Regions from separate parts of the Homo sapiens genome. Here region 1 is linked to region 2. The links are chromatin loops, found by intact Hi-C in ENCODE. Cell type or tissue: mammary epithelial cell. All regions are shown on one strand. Links, peaks and the distances in the headings refer to the core of each region. The heading gives the core; the rest is flanking DNA. Region 1 overlaps MICAL3 (microtubule associated monooxygenase, calponin and LIM domain containing 3). Region 2 overlaps LOC105372853 (a long non-coding RNA gene).

Evidence for each region. A loop is a pair of places that touch in the nucleus more often than their neighbours do. Peaks named below come from ENCODE experiments on the same cell type or tissue, not always from the same donor. Only the 100,000 strongest peaks of a DNase experiment are listed, where the experiment ranks them.
Region 1: it touches region 2 in a loop (4-fold over the local background); 41 of 110 quality-filtered maps call a loop at or near these places.

What each region holds. Positions count from the first base shown.
Region 1 is chr22:17,915,422-17,924,277 of GRCh38, reverse strand. All of the region lies in intron 1 of MICAL3 (microtubule associated monooxygenase, calponin and LIM domain containing 3), which reads left to right. Among named protein-coding and RNA genes, the nearest start is that of MIR648, 61 kb to the left of the region's middle. In mammary epithelial cell, for the core only: a CTCF peak has its summit at 4,002; DNase peaks (open chromatin) are centred at 3,797 and 5,227; H3K27ac peaks cover 666 bases.
Region 2 is chr22:18,059,174-18,068,029 of GRCh38, reverse strand. The region is part of intron 1 of LOC105372853 (a long non-coding RNA gene); the gene reads right to left. Among named protein-coding and RNA genes, the nearest start is that of PEX26, 14 kb to the left of the region's middle. RefSeq lists a silencer at 2,506-2,595 and an enhancer at 6,293-6,793. In mammary epithelial cell, for the core only: no CTCF peak of the experiment used is centred there; DNase peaks (open chromatin) are centred at 4,539, 5,449 and 6,519; H3K27ac peaks cover 3,008 bases.

The DNA of each region.
Region 1 (8,856 bases), core at 278-8,277, 140 kb after region 2:
CTGCAGACACAGAGCTCTCCAGGATTTGTGAGAGGACTGACGGTGTCCTTTGGTGGCCTTCCCATAAGGATGGTGATATGGTTTGGCTGTGTACCCACCCAAATCTCATACTGAATTGTAGCTCCCATATTCCCCACGTGTCGTGGGAGGGACCTGGTGGGAGGTAATTGAATCATGGAGGCGGTTACCTCCATGCTTTTCTTGTGATAGTGAGTTCTCTTGAGATCTGATGCTTTTATAAGGGGCTTCTCTCCCTCTTCGTGCTGCACTTCTCCTTGTTGCTGCCATGTGAAGAAGGATGTGTTTGCTTCCCCTTCCACTATGATCATAAGTTCCTTGAGTCCTCCCCAGCCGTGCTGAACTGTGAGTCAATTAAACCTCTTTCCTTTATAAATTACCCAGTCTCAGATATGTCTTTATTAGCAGCATGAGAATGGACTAACACAGATGGCTTCCCTGGAGTTAGACTTGTGTAAGCCACAGTTGGCAAGAGGGTCACAGCAGTAACACTTTCTAATATCCCTTAGGGAACACTGGGGTTTGCCCAGATTTTAGGTTTCAGTCCTTGGAGCAAGCCAAAGAATGTGTATCCCAGAGCCAGCAGGCCAATGAACAGTAGTCCTGTGCCTGTAGCAAACTAGACAAGTGCTTTAGAAAACCAAGGGGTGGGCAAAGCCCAGCTCAGGACCTGAGACTGCCACTGGGCCCCAGCAGGTACCAGAAGGTGGCCTGGGCCTTTTGGCCATCAGGTGCTGGCATCTTAGTCCAGGGTAGATGTGGAATGGAGCTGGTAGCCCCTCTGGCTCTACACTGGCTAATCTTATTGGTGCTGAATTGAGTAAAGATTAATAAGTCTTCTGTAGAAAAAAAATGTGGTAGGTTGCTGGCTTGGAGCCCAGAGCAGTTGGAATTTTGGAGCCCAGAGAGGTCATGGCAGTTGGTTTTTGGCAACTGGTCTTTGGGAGAAAAGAAACCACAGTTTTGGCTATAGTTCAATATGCTCCGGACAGGGTAGGGTCACCCCTAGGGCAAGGGGTGCATAAGTGGGGAGAAGTTGTGGGCTGTGGACTTTCAAGACCCTGCCTGAGTGTAGCTTGGGGAATTTGCAGTATTCCTTGAGCAGAAGAAAGCAAGCTTGTTACTCACTTTCTCTGAATGTTTCATTTCCAACCAAATGGATCCTCCTTCCCATGGAAGTGGTGTGGTGAGGGGTGTAGCTGGGGGAGTGATCTCAGGGGTCAGCGGGAATCAGCAGAGGGAGAGGTTTGGCTTGGAGAAGCATTTGATCCACTGATGAATCATGCCTAAGTCCCATACTCTTTTAAGCTAATTTCAAGGGAAAATACATTCCACTGAGCTGGTTTAGGGTCAGTTGTCTAGATTTATTTCTGCTTTGGAGAGAACAACTGAGATTTTCTCCATGAAAATAGTTGAAGAAAACCATGGCCTTGGAGCTAGCTAGCCCTCATTCCCCATTCCTTTCTGTGGCTTGGAACCAAGACACACTGCTTGGGTTTGAGCATGCACAGCTACCTTATTGGAGAATAAGGACCCTCCTGGAACAAGGCTGTGCTCACCAAGCCTGTGCCCTGGTGCATACACTTGAACCTGGTTTTCTTTCGTCCCGAGCCATTTGCATCTCTAAGAAGCCTGTGGGCATGAGTCTTCCCTTCAGCCATTCTAACTCTTGGGAGCTTCAACATCATAATACCAGTGACTTAGTGTCTGAAAAAGGTGAGGATCATCCTGGAATGTGAACAGAAAACAACAGTCCTGTTGTTTTCATAATTAGGAGCCATTCAGACTCCTAATATGCCTTAGGGAACTCAACTGTGGCTGCTTCCTGGTCCTTCTTACACCCCCTAAATTGTCCAACAAGTTAGTAACAAGTTAATCATCATGCAAATGCCCTTTCTCCTTTTGTGTAGTTCTGTGACATTAGATGTTATGGCCCAGGCGAGACTTCTGTTTATCTTTTTCCTTCTTTCTTGGCATCTGCCCGCATCTGTACTACGTGCAAACATGAACGTGAATTCCTCTACCTAGCCAGACCCAAACACAAACGGGTAGGCAGACCTGGACTTAATTCCAGAGCAAGTGAGGAGTGTTGAAGGGGAGGCACGCACCCAGGTGGGAGGGAACACAGGGGAAAAGGTGATTGGCTGCTTGGGGCTGGGGTGGGCGGGGTCGCTTTAGTGAGGTCCGGAATGCTGAGCTGCAGTCTCAAGTGCAGGAGGGGCGTTGTAGGCAAAGGTGAGGAGGCGGCAGAGGTGAGGAACACGTAAAAGTGTGGTGCATGCTGGGAACCTGAGAGGATGGGTTGCATCTATTAATAGTAGTGAGAGAAGTCAGCTTTTTGGGCCTTGCTGAGGGTTTGGATTGTTTCCTAGTGTCAGCAGAGGCTGAAACGGGTCACATTGGCCCTTACAAAAGACCCCTCTGGCACTCGTGGAGGATGTATTGGAGCGAGTTTAGATTAAGGGACAGCTAGCCGGGCGCGGTGGCTCATACCTGTAATCCCAGCACTTTGGGAAGCCGAGGTGGGTGGATCACTTGAGGCCAAGAGTTCGAGACTAGCCTGGCCAACATGGTGAAATCCCGTCTCTACTAAAAATATGAAAATTATCCAGGTGTGGTCGCACATGCCTGTAATCCCAGCTACTAGGGAGGCTGAGGCAGGAGAATCACTTGAACCCTGAAGATGGAGGTTGCAGTGAGCTGAGATCGCACCACTGCACTCCAGCCTGGGCAACAGAGCAAGACTCCATCACACACACAAAAGAAAAGATTAAGAGGCAGCTGTGCTAGTCCAAGCTAGTGTCAGTCAAGGGAAATGACCAAGGCCAGTCTCAAGTCTTAGTCATTTTAAGAGATACATTTGCCAAAGTTAAGGTTGCATACCCGGGAGACAGTTCTATGCCTTTCTCCGAAGATGATTTTGAGAGCTTCAGTATTTAAGGGAGAAAGAGTGGGATATTGTGAAATACACAGTTTTCATGTTGAGGGAAGGGAAAAATAGTCATTCATGCCTTTGACTCTGAATCTGCCTTTTTACATGAGATAACATAGACAATAGAGCAGAGGAAACAATCAGATATGCCTTTGTCACAGGTGGGCAGAGAGATGACTTTGAGTTCTGTCTTATGTCCCCGTACCTGTGAAGATAAGCTGTCAACTTACATTGCCATGGTGAATTTTAACAGAAATGCTTTAGGGTAAAGATCTTGGGGCCCACAAGGAATTTCCTTGTGGGCAAAATGCGAGGGAGTCATCTTTGTAGTCATCTTATTTAGGAACCAGAATGGAAGGTGGGTTTGCATGATCCCTTTCCCAGCTTGGCTTTTCCCTTTGGCTTAGTGAGTTTGGGGCCCCAAGATTTATTTTCCTTTCACACTGGGAATCTCGGGGCTTCCACCAGGATTGTGGTAGGCAGATGAACATTCTAAAGTTAGAATCAGCAGATTGGGTTGAGGAGTGGAGAACAGAGAAGGGTCTGAGATGACCCCAGATTTCCATTTGGTGGGTGGTGGGTTTGACTCCGTGTGGGGTAGACTTCCTTGGTGGGAGGCACCTGTGGATGGCTAAATGGAAATGTTTAGTAGCTTTGGATCTCTGGAGGAAGGTCAGAATGATAAAAATCAAGGGCCATCCAATTTTTTGAGAGCGGCAGATGAAAGAATTGCAGCTGAGAGACTGGAGGCCGGTGTGGAGAGTGGGCAGAAGCAGGAGACAGAGCACAGCCAGGGGAGGGCGGGTTCCAGGAAGCGCTGCAGCCAGGGAGCTAGCCAGATAAGACCGGAACGCGTCTGAGCCTGTCTCACTTGAAAGCCACCGTCACCCTCAGTGGAGTGTTGGAGACAGAGGCCAGATTGGAGAGGGAGTGAAAAGATGACCGGAAGAGGGTCATTAGGAGGGTGGGGACGGGCTGGGGGCCCCAAGACACAGCGTCAGGCTGGAGGAACCAGTGGGGTATTGTAGAAGGCAGTATTGGGGCCCCACCTATGGGTGGAGATGACGGGGCAGGTACAGCCACATCAGTCCTCACTGCGGGGACTTGCAGAAAATATGCTTTTGTCCCACCCCCATTCCACTCCCAAGGCTGGCGTTTCACGCGTGCAGCTTTCCCTCTCACTTGCCTCCTCCGTCACCGCCCAGCAAGTATGAAATGCGCAGTAACCCTTTGAGTCCTGTGTCCTCCTGCCTCAAATGAAGAAATGTTGCCTTGTCTGACACCTGGGCTTGTGGCAGCTTCGTGGCTTTCTCATGCAGATGTTAGCCATACAGGTAACTTGGAATCAGAAGTGTTATGGGTCCTTCACTCGTCTCTGGGGTAGTGGGCTGGGGCTGTTGCATAGCATTTGCTGACACTGATACCGCAGTTCTTTAGAAACCAGTTTCTTTTTATAGGGAACAGTTACACTGAAGCTATTTGGCTATTGAAACAAAGCTGCCTCCAGGTCCTGGCTCCTGACAGGCTCTCTTCTGATGGCAAGAACAGGTCCTGAGCTGGGTGTGGGGCCTGCTGGGCAGAGCCTGTGTGAGCCAGGTCCAGGGCTGGTCGTGGTCATGGAAAAAGGGCAGGTCTCCAGGGGAGCACCTCCCCCGCTGGGCAGAAGCCATCTGGACTCTCCTTGTAGGGGTCCCATTCTCTGTGACTCCCAGCCTGGTGCCACTGCCTGAAAGCACACAGTTCATTTTCATTTGATACGACTTCTGTCTCATATCCTAACTCAGTTCTGCCTGGAGAAGTTCATATACACAGCCGTTTGTTCATCAAGTGGTCCTCACTGTGCACCACCTGTTGTGGTCCAGGGACTGTTCCAGGTGCAAGGACGCAACAGTGAATAAAATGGCAAAAATCCTCACCCTTCCAGAACTTACATTGTAGCAGAAAGATGGATTGTAAGTAAATAACATTTAGAGGCTGAGTGTGGTGGCTCACACCTGTAATCCCAGTGGGAGGCCAAGGCAAGAGGATTGCTTGAAGCCCAGGAGTTCAAGACTAGCCTGGGCAACATAGGCCCTATCTCTACAAGTAAAAAACAATTAGCTATGCTTGGTGGTGTGCACCTGTGGTCCCAGCTACTCAGGAGCCTGAGGCAGGAGAATCGCCTGAGCTGAGGAAGCTGCACTGAGCTATGATTATGCCACTGCACTCCAGGCTGGGTGACAGAGTGAGCCTGTCTCAAAAAAAAAAAAAACCCACAAAAACCAAAAACATTTGGAGTATGTCAAGTTGTGGTAAGTGCTTTGGAGAAAACCAGGGAAAGAGGATGAGCAGGTTTAAACGATGTGACCAGGGAAGTCCACACTGAGAAGCTGGCATTTGAATATATGTGTCAGCTGCATTAGAAGGCTCGTGCCCTGGAAGTCAGAGCTTGTTTTCTCTGTTCACTGCTGTTATTTCTGGAGCGTAGAAGAGTCCTCGGCCCATAATAGATGCTCACTAGTATCTTTTGAGTGAACGGATCGGAGGGAAGAGCATTTTTAGACAAAAGGAGCTGCAGATGCGGAGGCTGAGGTGAGAGGGTGTCTGGTAGGTGGGGAACATGGGGAGGCCATTGCGGCCAGCAGGGATGGAGAGGCTGGCGGCAGGAAAGGAGGCAACAGAGGGAAGGCGTGTGTATGGGTGCAGGTCTGGGGGGCGCTCCATGAGGTCAGAACTGTTTTTGTAATAATACTGAGTGCTATTATGTGCTTTTCCCACCCTCGTTTGCCCAGGTGTGTACAGTGGCCTTTTCTAGAGGCTACGTGATATGTGCTGCTGCTGCAGACAGAGCAGGCAGGAGAATCTGGCTGCCACACATTAAAGAGATTTGCAGAAATGTGGAAAACTGTCACTCTTCTCACTGAATTTCTGTCTTGGAAAGTAATTTTTTTTTCTTAAGATATGTTAATTGTTATTTTAAAGTGAATTAATGTTGAAATTTTGTCTCAGTCTTAATTTTACATATAGTAAATATTGATAGCTCTTTGGGTCCTCAATGTTTTTTTTTTAAGAGACAGTCTCGTTCTGTCCGCCAGGCCAGAGTGCAGTGGCATGATCGTAGCTCACTGCAGCCTCGAACTCTGGTCCTCCTTAGCTTTGAAGTGTATAAAGGAGTCCTGAGACCAAAATGTTTACGACACGTTTATAGGGCCTTGTAGGCCATTATTTTATATTTGCTTTTATGCTGGCTGAGATGGGAAGTCATGGCTGAATCAGCTGAGGAAATTTAGTGAAGACAGTTTACCAATTCCTGATTGTCCTTGAGGACAAAGCAGGTGTATCCGGGTGGGCGGCATGCTGTGGATGGGCACCTCAGCAGGAGAAGGCTCTGGAGTCACTGTGTGCTCATGCTCTACTCCCTTCTCATAGCTGGGCTTACCTCTGCCAGGGGAGATAGAGGGAAGGGACATGCTTTGTACACAGTGTCCACAGGATGTGGGTCGAGAGTGACGGGGCAGGGGCGGGGCCTTCTTCCCTGGGTGTGGTCAGCAGAGCTCTCTCTGATAAGGTGAGCCAAGACCTGAAGAGCGAGGGGCACTCTGCATGGCTGGCCAGGGCAGCCCCGCCCAGGGAGGCCTTGGTGAGCAGGAGAGAGGCCATGTGGCTGGGCCTAAGGGTGTTGGGGAGGGTGGCAGGATCTGACCTGGGGCTGGGATGTGGCAGTCAACGTGTCTGATGGGTGTTTTAAATGGATGCTCTGGCTGCTTTGTGGAATATTCTGGAGGGTGGGTTTGGAGGAGCAGAAGTAGGGGAGGCTCATGCAATGAGCAAGTGAGAGCTGGTGGTGTCTCAATGAGGATGATAGAGAAGACATGGTGAGAAGTGGTTGGATTTGGCTGTATTTGAAGGTAGAACACAGAATTTTCTGAAGAACGGACCGTGGGATGTGACAGAAATGCAGACGGGGGCAAGGTTTTGGGTTGAGTGTCCGGGTAGCTGGCGGTGTTGTTTACCAAGATGCAGAACACTAGGGAAGGAACAGGCTCTGGCGAGCGGCATCAGAGTGTTGCCTCCAGTGCTTTAAGCTAGAGATGCCTGTCAAACATCCAGGTAGAAAAGTCACACAAGTGATTGGTCGCACAAGTTCAGGAGAGAGGAAATAAATATTAAGGCACCATTGGTTATTGATACTGTGTAGATAAATCTACGGGAGGGAGGATCCTCCAGGGCACAGCTTTCACAGTGGCTTGTGTCTCCGTGGGTCATGAAGTCAATACAGTGGGCACCAGCAATTTTCAAAAAACGAAATAGAATTGAAAACAATATCTCGGTAGTAAGGGCTGTTGTAAAATGTTTCCTTTTATGCCAACTGATAGGGGAATTTTGCCCTATGAAACATTTTTTAAAAATTAAATTTATGTGAAAAGAGAGCTGTGTCCTAGATCACAGTATGAAACTTCTTTTTTTAAACTGCAGATCACAGTTTAAAAGCCACTGATGTAGAAGGAGATGTAGTTTCAAAAGAGATCAGAGACTGAGTTGATTCCGGGGCCATTTCAACGTGCAGAGGCTTGGGATGGGTCTGGGACCAGCAAAGGACGCAGAGAGGGGCTATGAGGTCACAGCAGGACCCAGAGAGTAGTGTCCCCTTGTCCTGGAGGCCGGTGGGGTTGTGGGGGGGCAGACGGTAGTGAGCTGTGACTTGTGCTGCAGACAGGTTGAGGAAAACAAGGTTTGAGAATTGATCATTGGATTGGACAGCATGGAAGTCATTCATGACCTTGATGAGGCATTTCTGTGGAGGGCTGAGGACAAGGTCTACTTGTTGGAGGTTCAAAGATAGTGGGAGAAGAGAAAGTTGTGAACAAAGCATTGACAATTCTTTCAGCGAGTTTTGCTGTCAAGGGGAGCAGAGTAAGTTAGTTGGAGCGGGTGGGGTCAGGACTGGGTGTTGAAAGACGTGTCCTTGCTGAAGACAGTTCAGTGGGGTGAGGGAGGATCACTGCAGGGAAGGGACCAGTGTGGGAGGCAGCATGCTTGAGTAAGAACGGGGACAGGATCAGAAGCACAGGCAGAGGCTGGCTTCAGCGAGACATGCGGCAGATGTCGCTCGCTATCATTGGAGGGAAGGCAGATGATATGGGCATAGACATTGATTACCGATAGAAACTTGCGGAAGAATGCCGAGAAGGTGGAGAAACTGAGAACCATGGCAGAAGAGAAATTGTGTTTTCGTTTTTTGGTTTTTGTTTTTTGTTGCTTTTTGGGTTTTTTTTTTTTTTTTTTTTTTTTTGAGACTGGATCTCGCTCCATCCCCAGGCTGGAATGCAGTGGTGCAACCATGGTTCACTGCAGCCTCGACCTCCTGGGTAGCTGGGACGACAGGTGTGCATCTATGCCTGGCTAATTTTTTAATTTTTTGTAGAGATGAGGGTCTTGCTATATTGCCCAGTCTGGTTTTGAACTCCTTCTGAAGCAATCCTCCTGCTTCAGCCTCCCAAGGGGCTGGGTTTACAGTCATCAGTCGCCACACCCAGCCTATTTTGGTCTTCTACACAGAAATCGAATCCTTGAGAAATGAACATTGATTGCAAGCTGCTCAGCTTGGTGCCGTTGACATGTCATCGATAGGCAGGTGTGGGGTGGCTGGTGGGCCTAGATGACCTTTCAGATGGTGCTGAGCCTTGACTGCAGTGTATTTTGTGGTTCTGTGGCAGTGACGACAGGCAGGCGAGACACCTGAGAAACCCCATATTCTGTTCCAGGTTAGTCTCCTGCCAGCTGTGTTTTGGGCCAGCGTCGGAAAGCCTTAGCTGCAGGCTCTGCCCCTGCAAGAGGGAGGAAGCGACCTGACCCGAGTGCCTTGGTAGGACCTTGCATGTTTCCCACAAGTTCTCCGGTCATCTCGTGAGGTATTTCTCTCCCTT
Region 2 (8,856 bases), core at 577-8,576:
GAAGCACCTTTGCTGGAGGCACTAGGCTGGATGCTGAGGGGGATGTCTGACACAGAGCAGATCTCTGCCCTCAGGAGGCTTCCCCTCGGGGGAGGATGGAAAAGGAAAGATGGAGCAAGGAAGAAAGAGACAGACAACATAGGGCAGCGTGTGCTTACACCTTTCATTCAGTGTTTATTTACCCGTCGCCCACCATGTGCCAGGCGGGCACTGTTCTAAGCCACTTGGAATGCAATTGTGACTCTGCCAAAAGAAAAGGCTTCTGCCCTTACAGATCTCACTTCCTGGCAGCCCCTGATATCTGGGGGAAGAGTTCTTCAAGCAGAAGTCACAGCAGCAAGTGCGGGGCCTTGAGAGGGGTGTGAGGGTGGTGAGCATGCGAGCAGAAGGCCAATGTGGTGGGAGGAGAGTGGACAAGGGCAGGAGCAGGAGGTGGGAGAGCCAGGCTGGGGTCAAAGCACACAGGGCCTCATAAGGATCAGGAGGAGGGATTTCTTTCTAACTGTAGTGGAAACCAGTGAACTGTCCCCAATGAGGGGAGCAGACTCTAAAAGAGTCTGGAGAATGGTGCAAGGGTGTTGCTGAGCAGGGATGGACAGGAGGATGGATTCCGATCTAGAGAGAAGGTGCTGCCATCAAGAAGACCTTCAGAAGCTGGGTGTGGAGCCAGGCCAGCACATGGCCTGTCCAGACCATCCATCTGTCCAGAGACATGGTCACATGGGAAGCAGTGGATGGCGAGGCTGGAGAGGGGGGATCAGGAAGGTGTTTGTTTGTTTGTTTGTTTGTTTGTTTGTTTTTTGAGACAAGGTCTCACTCTATTACCCAGGCTGGAGTGCAGTGGCACCACCTAGGCTCACTACAACCTCCACCTCCCAGGTTCAAGCGATTCTTGTGCCTCAGCCTCTGAAGCAGTTTCACCATGGTGGCCAGGCTGGTCTCAAACTCCTGGGCTCAAGTGATCCACCTGCCTTGGCCTCCCTAAGTTCTGGGGATACAGGTGTAAGCCACTGCACCCAGCCTAAGTAGGAAGATTTTTGAGTCAGAAGGCTCTGAGCCTCAGGTTAACAGTAACAGGGAGACTTGGGTACATAGAGGCATTTTTCACAGACTTAGACGTCCATCTGAGAACCTGGTCTCCACCAAGAGGCCACCATTTTCCCCTAAGAGATTTGTTGCTTTGGAGGCTTCTGAGTGCCACATTGAAACCAAGGTGGCTGAGCTGCACAACTCCAGTGGCCCCGTGGACTTTGTATTGTATGTGAAAGGTGCCCCCAGTGCATAACGTAAACCACAGGGCAAGGCACCTGGTGGCACTGTGCGATGGCAGAGGCACCGTTTAGCATTTGGAGGATAAAGTGTCAAACCCACCAACAAGGACACACGGCACTTTAGTCACTCCCTTGACCCCTCGACCCAGCACAGCTGGCTGCAGAACAGGAAGAGGAAGGGGGATGAGAAGAACCGGGTGAGAGAGAGCTGAAAGGGAGAACGGAAAAGAGGGGTTAAAGGAGTAGGTAAGGGAAGGAGCACTTAATTTAGGTCATTCTTTTGCCTAGCAAAATGTGAGAGGGAAGTGAAAGATTGAGAAGAAGGGTAGCAAAAAGGGAGAAAATGATTGCGCAGGTGGCTGAGTTGCAAGTAGTTTTAGTAGAATTGTCCACAGCTGTGATCACTCTGGTGCAATGTGGCATGCATCACGTCCTGCCAGTCTGTGGAAATCAGGGCAGTAGCAAGGTGCCGAGACTGCAGTGTTGGGGATCTAAAGAAGACCCTGCCCCTGAGGAAGACAGTTGGCTTGGAGCCATCCAGTTCCTGGACATGCAGGATGAGCCGCTAGTCCACATTAAGCTCCCCACCAAGGGGTCTTATCCTCACTACTCCCTTTCTGTCTGAATTTGGGGAGACCATGGTACCACCCCAATAGATCAGAGCTGAATAAATTCAAAGCAAATGACAATCCCTGCCATGCTGCTGCTTCTCTCAAACCCCAGCAGCCAAACAGATAAAGGACTTTGTATGAAGAGGGAGCAGCAGACTGCTGTATGGGTGGCAGGGATGATGTGATGGGATTGGTGTGTTCTCTGCCCAGTCAGATCCATTTTCAATTCTCAATAATAGCAAGTAGCAATAAAATATTCTCTTAGACCATCACATCGAGGTTGCGTACTTCCTTGGACATGCAAGACCCGGCAGATTGTAAAGCGAGCCACGGTATTTAGGAGCCAGGACCCACATGCCAATGTCATCACCTCTCCTGCCTCTCACCCCACCTCCTTTCCAGAGCCATTGAATTTAGAGCAGTGTTGCCCTCTGCTCTCTGCACCAAATGCAACTGGCATACAGCTGCAGATATGGCTGCCATGCCCCATCCATCCTACAGGTGCCCATTGTCAAGTGAAGAAATGCCTGACTTTGGAGTGACAGCGTCAGAGTGTGTGGAAAGAATCCTCCTATCCCCAAACCACCCGAGAATTACATAGCTGTGCCCCATCATGCTGGCTAAGAACCTCTGCCCTCCTGCCCCCGCCTCTGCCTGCACCTGCATGACTTGCAGCTTAGCAAGCCTCTGAGCGATGACACAGCTTTGACCGACGGGGGCCGCCACTGCCTGCCCGTTGGTGGGCACAGCCAGGAAGACTCCTTCAAGGAGCACACGCTCATTTCATCCATCTCCTGGAAGCAGCTTGCCCATGTCCCTCAGGACCCAGCCCCTGCCTGCCTTCCTGGCCTCATTTCTCACTCCTAGTCTCCTCCTCATACCCACAGCTGCAGTCATAAAGCCCACCCTGCCACTGTCCTGGCCCACTCTGCCCTCTCTCAACCTGGGACTTTAAGCAAATGACTCCTTCTTCTTGGAAGCCCCTCTCTGCTTCCTGGACAGGCTGACCCCTTTTAACCCTCCAGAGTTTAGCTCAATTATCACCCCTTCTGGGAAGATTTTCCTAAATCTCTCCTTGCCTCTGTCAGGTGGGTGACGAGCTACTTGTCTATCTTCCTGTGGCACCCTGTACTTACCTGCATTGCAGCCTGCTCACCGTCTGCTTACGGAAGCAAATCCCACACCAAACTATTAACTCCTGCAGGGCTTTGCTGCGCATTTTATTTCTAACTCCTTACCTAGCTAGGCAGTGAATATTTCTTGAATGAATGATCAGGATCCCTTGGCCTCGTGAGTAACCAGGTCTCCACTAGCGAGGTAAAATAAAGAAGTAAGGCTGTGATCTCAACCTTCCAGGCCAGTCACCTGTCTTATCAAGCACATCTGCGTCCTGGAGTGTTGACTCCTGCACCCGCACTCTAGGCCCTCCCTTGGCCTCCCCCACCCAGTCCTTATTCCCACCTCTGCCACCCTGTACCCTGAGGCTCCCCTTGGGCACTCTGTGGCTAAGAAAACAAAAGTGTCTCTCTGGTTTACCAAAGAGAACGTGCTATATCCTTGGATAAGGCCTTCCTTTCCCCCCTTCTCTTCCTGAGTTAGGAGAACCTGGGCTGCACCCTTTCCAACTGCTGGATCAGCCTCTGCCCGCCTCCCACCCCAGCCCCCACCTGAATGGGAGAGGAAACACAAAACCTCAGAGAGGGTCTGGAGGCAAGAAGCAAATTGAGTTTGAAAAACGGGACTTGGCTGGGTGCGGTGGCTCACACCTGTAATCCCAGCACTGTGGGAGGCCGAGGCAGGCGGATCGTTAGGTCAGGAGATTGAGACCATCCTGGCTAACATGGTGAAACCCCGTCTCTACTAAAAATACAAAAATTTAGCTGGGCGTGGTGGCGGGCGCCTGTAGGCTACTCAGGAGGCTGAGGCAGGAGAATGGCGTGAACCCAGGAGGCGGAGCTTGCAATGAGCCGAGATTGCGCCACTGCACTCCAGCCTGGGCAACAGAGCGAGACTCTGTCGAAAGAAAAAAAGAAAGAGAGAGGGAGGGAGGGAGGGAGGGAAGGAAAGAAGGAAGGAAGGAAGGAAGAAGGAAGGAAGGAAGGAAGGAAGGAAGGAAGGAAGGAAGGAAGGAAGGAAGGCAGGCAGGCAGGCAGGCAGGCAGGCAGACAGACGGGACTTGTACAAGCAAAATAGGCTGAGAATATCAACATTCAGTTAGGAAAGCAGAGGGGAGATGTGATTGGACGCTGCCGTCCTAGAGGCCTCGTTCAGGCAGGTTGGGAACGTACAGCTGGAAGAAAACGTTAGTCAGATATTAGCAGGAACCATCTTGATTTACTCAGTGTTTTAACAGATTTCCACTGTGGGGATTGTCTCCTTGGAATCAGAGTTGGGAGTGAGTGTGAGACCCCTGGAATCCCTTTCTGCCCTGGAATTCTATGCTCTAGGCCAGCGGTGGCCTTCCTGGGACCCAAGTTCCGTTAAAGCTATTTTCATCAGCAGTAAATTAGCTAGTCTGGGAGGATGGGAAAGTAGTGCTTCTAAAGGAGGCAATTCACTAGGTCAGGATGCCCTGGGGCAACAGTGGAGCAGCTTTGGATCCCAGAACAACAGCCTCCAGTGTTCAGGATGCGGTAGGTTAAGTGGGGAATCTCCACAGAGCCTGACCCATCCTCAGAGCGGGCAATACCAGGACCCCCGGATAAAACCGCAGAGACTTCCGAACTCCCTGGGGCTAACAGCTCACCATTTGTAACACTAGCTATTCAAGGAATGAAGCTTATGGTGCAGGCTTAATCTTAACAATAATCCTGGCTATTGCCATTAGACTGAAGCTCAGAAAAGTTAAGAAATTTGCCTGACACTACAAGCTAGTAAATGGCAGGGCCAGATCCTAACCCAGAAATGGGACATCAATTCGGCTATACCACATCACCCCAACTCCCAGTGCTCCTCCCAGAGGAACCGATTCAGTGAGTTGGCCGGTGGCAGGGATGGTCTAGCCTAAGCTCCACAATTCCCTCCCCAGAATAAAAGGGAAGACCGAGATCTCAGTGCCTATCAGATTTATGTTGGTGGCACACGAGCGCTGCCTCTGAAGACAAACATATGTGAAGCTCCCGGTGTCCTTTTTCCTGGCTGGGCCAGGTTCTTTCAGCAAGCAAGAACTCACTGGGCTGTGCAGAAAAAGCAGGGTTGGAGGGGAGAGTCGAGCTAAAGAGGCGTCTGAAGTAGTGGAGAGAGCCCTAGGCTGGGTCAGAATGTCTAGGTTCTTTTTCCGGTTAGTGCAGAACAAGTTACTTCCTCTCCAATCCCCAGAATCTTTATCAAGGAAAAGGGTGTGGGGTGGTGAAGAACAGAGGTATTAGCATAAGGAAATGCCCACTATACTGACCTTGCTGGGTTATAAGGATAAAATGCAATCATTACTGTGAAAGAACATTGACTAATATGAAGTGCTGTATGTAGTCATGTTTTATAAAATCCTTAAGCTCTTGTATCATTGACTCTCCAGCTCAGTGTGTTTCATAGCGAGGTGCTGGCGCTCAAATGGCCCAGCCTAAGCATTGCAATGCCCTAGGGTTCTCTGTGATCTGTTGATCATATCATCCAACCACATCAAAATCTTGACAAGATCAGTCCTGCCTGGCTGTCCACTCTTGAACTCTAGACTCCTGATATTAACCTCAGTCCCACTTTTCTAAACAAGTTGGCCAGGCACGGTGGCTCACGCCCGTAATCCCAACACTTTGGGAGGCCAAGGCGGGTGGATCACCTGAGGTCAGGAGTTTGAGACCAGCCTGGCCAATATGGTGAAACCCGTCTCTACTGAAAATACAACAATTATCCGGACGTGGTGGTAGACGTCTGTAATCCCAGCTACTTGGGAGGCTGAGGCAGGAGAATCGCTTGAACTTGGGAGGTGGAGGTTGCAGTCAGCCGAGATCACGCCATTGCACTCCAGCCTGGGCGACAAGAGTGAAACTCTGTCTCTAAATAAATAAATAAATAAAACAAGTCAAGTTCTTTCTCATCACTGGACTTTGCAAATTCCAAGTCCATAATTCAGAATACTTGGTCTGATCATCCCTACCCCACATCTAAGGTCAGCATGTCAGCATTCAAAAAGCAGAGACCAGCAGGCATGGTGGCTCACGCCTGTAATCCCAGCACTTTCAGAGGCCAAGGCAGGTGGGACACTTGAGCCCAGGAGTTCAAGACCAGCCTGGGAAACATGGCAGAACTCTGTCTCTACCAAAAAGAATACAAAAATTAGCTGGGCCTGGTAGCAGGCACCTGTAGTCCCAGCTACTCAAGAGACTGAGGTGGGAGGATCACTTGAGCCCAGGAGATGGAGGCTGTACCTATTATTGAACTACTGCACACTACTCCAGTCTGGGCAACAGAGTGAGACCCTGTCTCAAAAAAAAGAAAAAAAAAAAAAAAGCAGAGACTGTCTTGTTTGCATCATATATTGCAATATCAGTGCAGTGCAGAATGGGTGTCAGTAATTGCTTGATGAAATGTGAATTTCCCTTCGATTTCCCTTCCCACCTCTGCCTATTTTTTCCTTGCTACTGAGATGGTGATTGTTCTGACCTCATTCTATGGGGATGCCACAGAGATTAGCTCATTAAAAATGGTGAAGCTCTCCTGACACTTTGTGTTAATGTTTAACAAAAATAGCTGGGGGTGTAATGACTCAGGGAGACAACGAGAAACCCTTTGACTTTCTTAGACTGGCAGGACAACAAGTTACCCCCGTTCTCCTCCCACACACACTGGCTCTGTGGGAGCCCTGACCCTTGCCCTCAGTGCCTCCCACCCTGCCCTCTCCTCTGGGCAAGGCACGTTCCCAGCCTTAGCCTGGGAGGCTGAACCCCACCCACCGTCGCCTTGGACATGGCCTCTCCCTCTGGGAGATTCTTGCAACCATGAGATGGCTGGAGCTTTTGGAAGCATGGCAGAGTCTGGAGGCCACAGTCACCTGCTGCTGAGGTTCCCGTGCCCCTGCCCCTTTTCCAGATCAGACTACGGAGCTGGGGCACGTGAAGAAGGGCAGTTTACTTAGTTCTTCCCTAGGATGGAAAAAGGGAGGGGAATGGTCACTGGCAGTGAATAAATTAAAGACCCATGCCAGCTGGAGACCATTGGGGAAAAACAGCAAATCTGTGAATTATCCTGTTTACACCAGAAGTAAACTGATAGTTTGGACCTTTACCTAATAGATTGTGCTGAAATCACAGGCCATTCACGAGGACAAATGCATGGAGCTGTGCCTCTGCCCCTCCATATTCATTGAAGACTTTGGCACCACTTCATTCCAAGTCTTGCCATCATCGTGGGTAACTTCAATGTCCAAACAGACCAACTATTTACAAACTCAGAATCACAACCCATTAATGTGTCACGAAATTGATTTCGAGGACTGTGGCCAGCAATCTTTTTTTAAAGAAACAGAGTAGAAAGAAAATATTAGAGTACTTCACATGTAAGAAAGGTGGTTTGGGGGTAAAATATTTATTTTAATTATATGTATAATATAAAACATATGCCAATAATAGGTTATTTCCATGACATAATACCTTCATGTGTAATAGGTCATGGTGTAAACTACTTTTCTTGTTGTGGGCCATAATCAAAAGTCTAAAAGAGAAAGGAGTATATACAATGGAATGTTATTCAGCCTTACAAAGGAAGGAAATTCTGATACATGCTACAAAACAGTTGAACCTTGGGGACATTTGTGCTAAGTGAAATAAGCAAGTCACAAAAGGACGAATATTGTATGGTTCTACTTTTATGAGGTACTTAGAATGGTCAAATTGATAGAGACAGAAGTCTGGAGAATGGTGGTTGCCAGAAATCCGGAGAATGGTGGTTGCCATGGGCTGGCCAAGGTAGAGGGGGAGGGATGGGGAGTTGTTTAATGAGTACAGAGTTTCTGTTTTGCAAGATGGAAAGAGTTCTGTGGCTGGGTGGTGGTGATGGTGGTACAACCATGTGAATGTACTTAATGCCACTTAACACACTTAATGTTCTTCATACAATGTACTTAATACACTTAAAAATAGTTAAGATGGGGGGCCAGTCACGGTGGCTCATGCCTGTAATCCCAACACTTTGGGAGGCTGAGGCGGGCAGATCACGAAGTCAGGAGATCAAGACCATCCTGGCTAACACAGTAAAACCCCGTCTCTCCTAAAAATACAAAAAATTAGCCAGGCTTGGTGGCGGGTGCCTGTAGTCCCAGCTACACGGGAGGCTGAGGCAGGAGAATGGTGTGAACCTGGGAGACGGAGCTTGCAGTGAGCCAACATCACACCACTGCGCTCCAGCCTGGGTGACAGAGCAAGACTCTATCTCCAAAAAAAAAAAAAAGGTTAAGATGGTTAATTTTGTGTTACATATATTCTACCACATTTTTTTAAAGCCCTAGGAGAAACCTCCCACATCCTTGACCTCATGTCACATGACCTTCATCTCCACTCATTTTTCAGCTCCATTCTGAAGGCTACACCCTGGTCCCAGCCATCATCAGAAACTATTTTATCTTCCACTCTCTGATCTCAACATCCTATCTTTCCAACTTTCTCACTCCTTTTCTTCCTTCTGTAACAATGGTCCTATCTGCTTGCATCATTGAAACTCTTGACCAATCTACCGTCTCCTAGTCAGGCCACCTCCATTCCTCCCAAAATTGCTGCAACAGTCTTGCTGGTCTTCCTGACCAGCGTCCTGCCCACTCCAGTTCATCCTCAACATCGCATTAGGAGTGACATCTCTGACATTTCAATCCGATCTTAACACTCCCTATTTAAAACCTCTCAGAGGCTCTCTATTGACCTCAAGATAAAGTCCAAACTCCCTAACAAGGCAGACAAGCTGGGCGTGGGGTGGCTTCTGGTTGACATGCCTCCCTTCTCCCCTGTCCTCCTGCATGGGCAACGTGTAACCTTTAACTTTACCAGCAG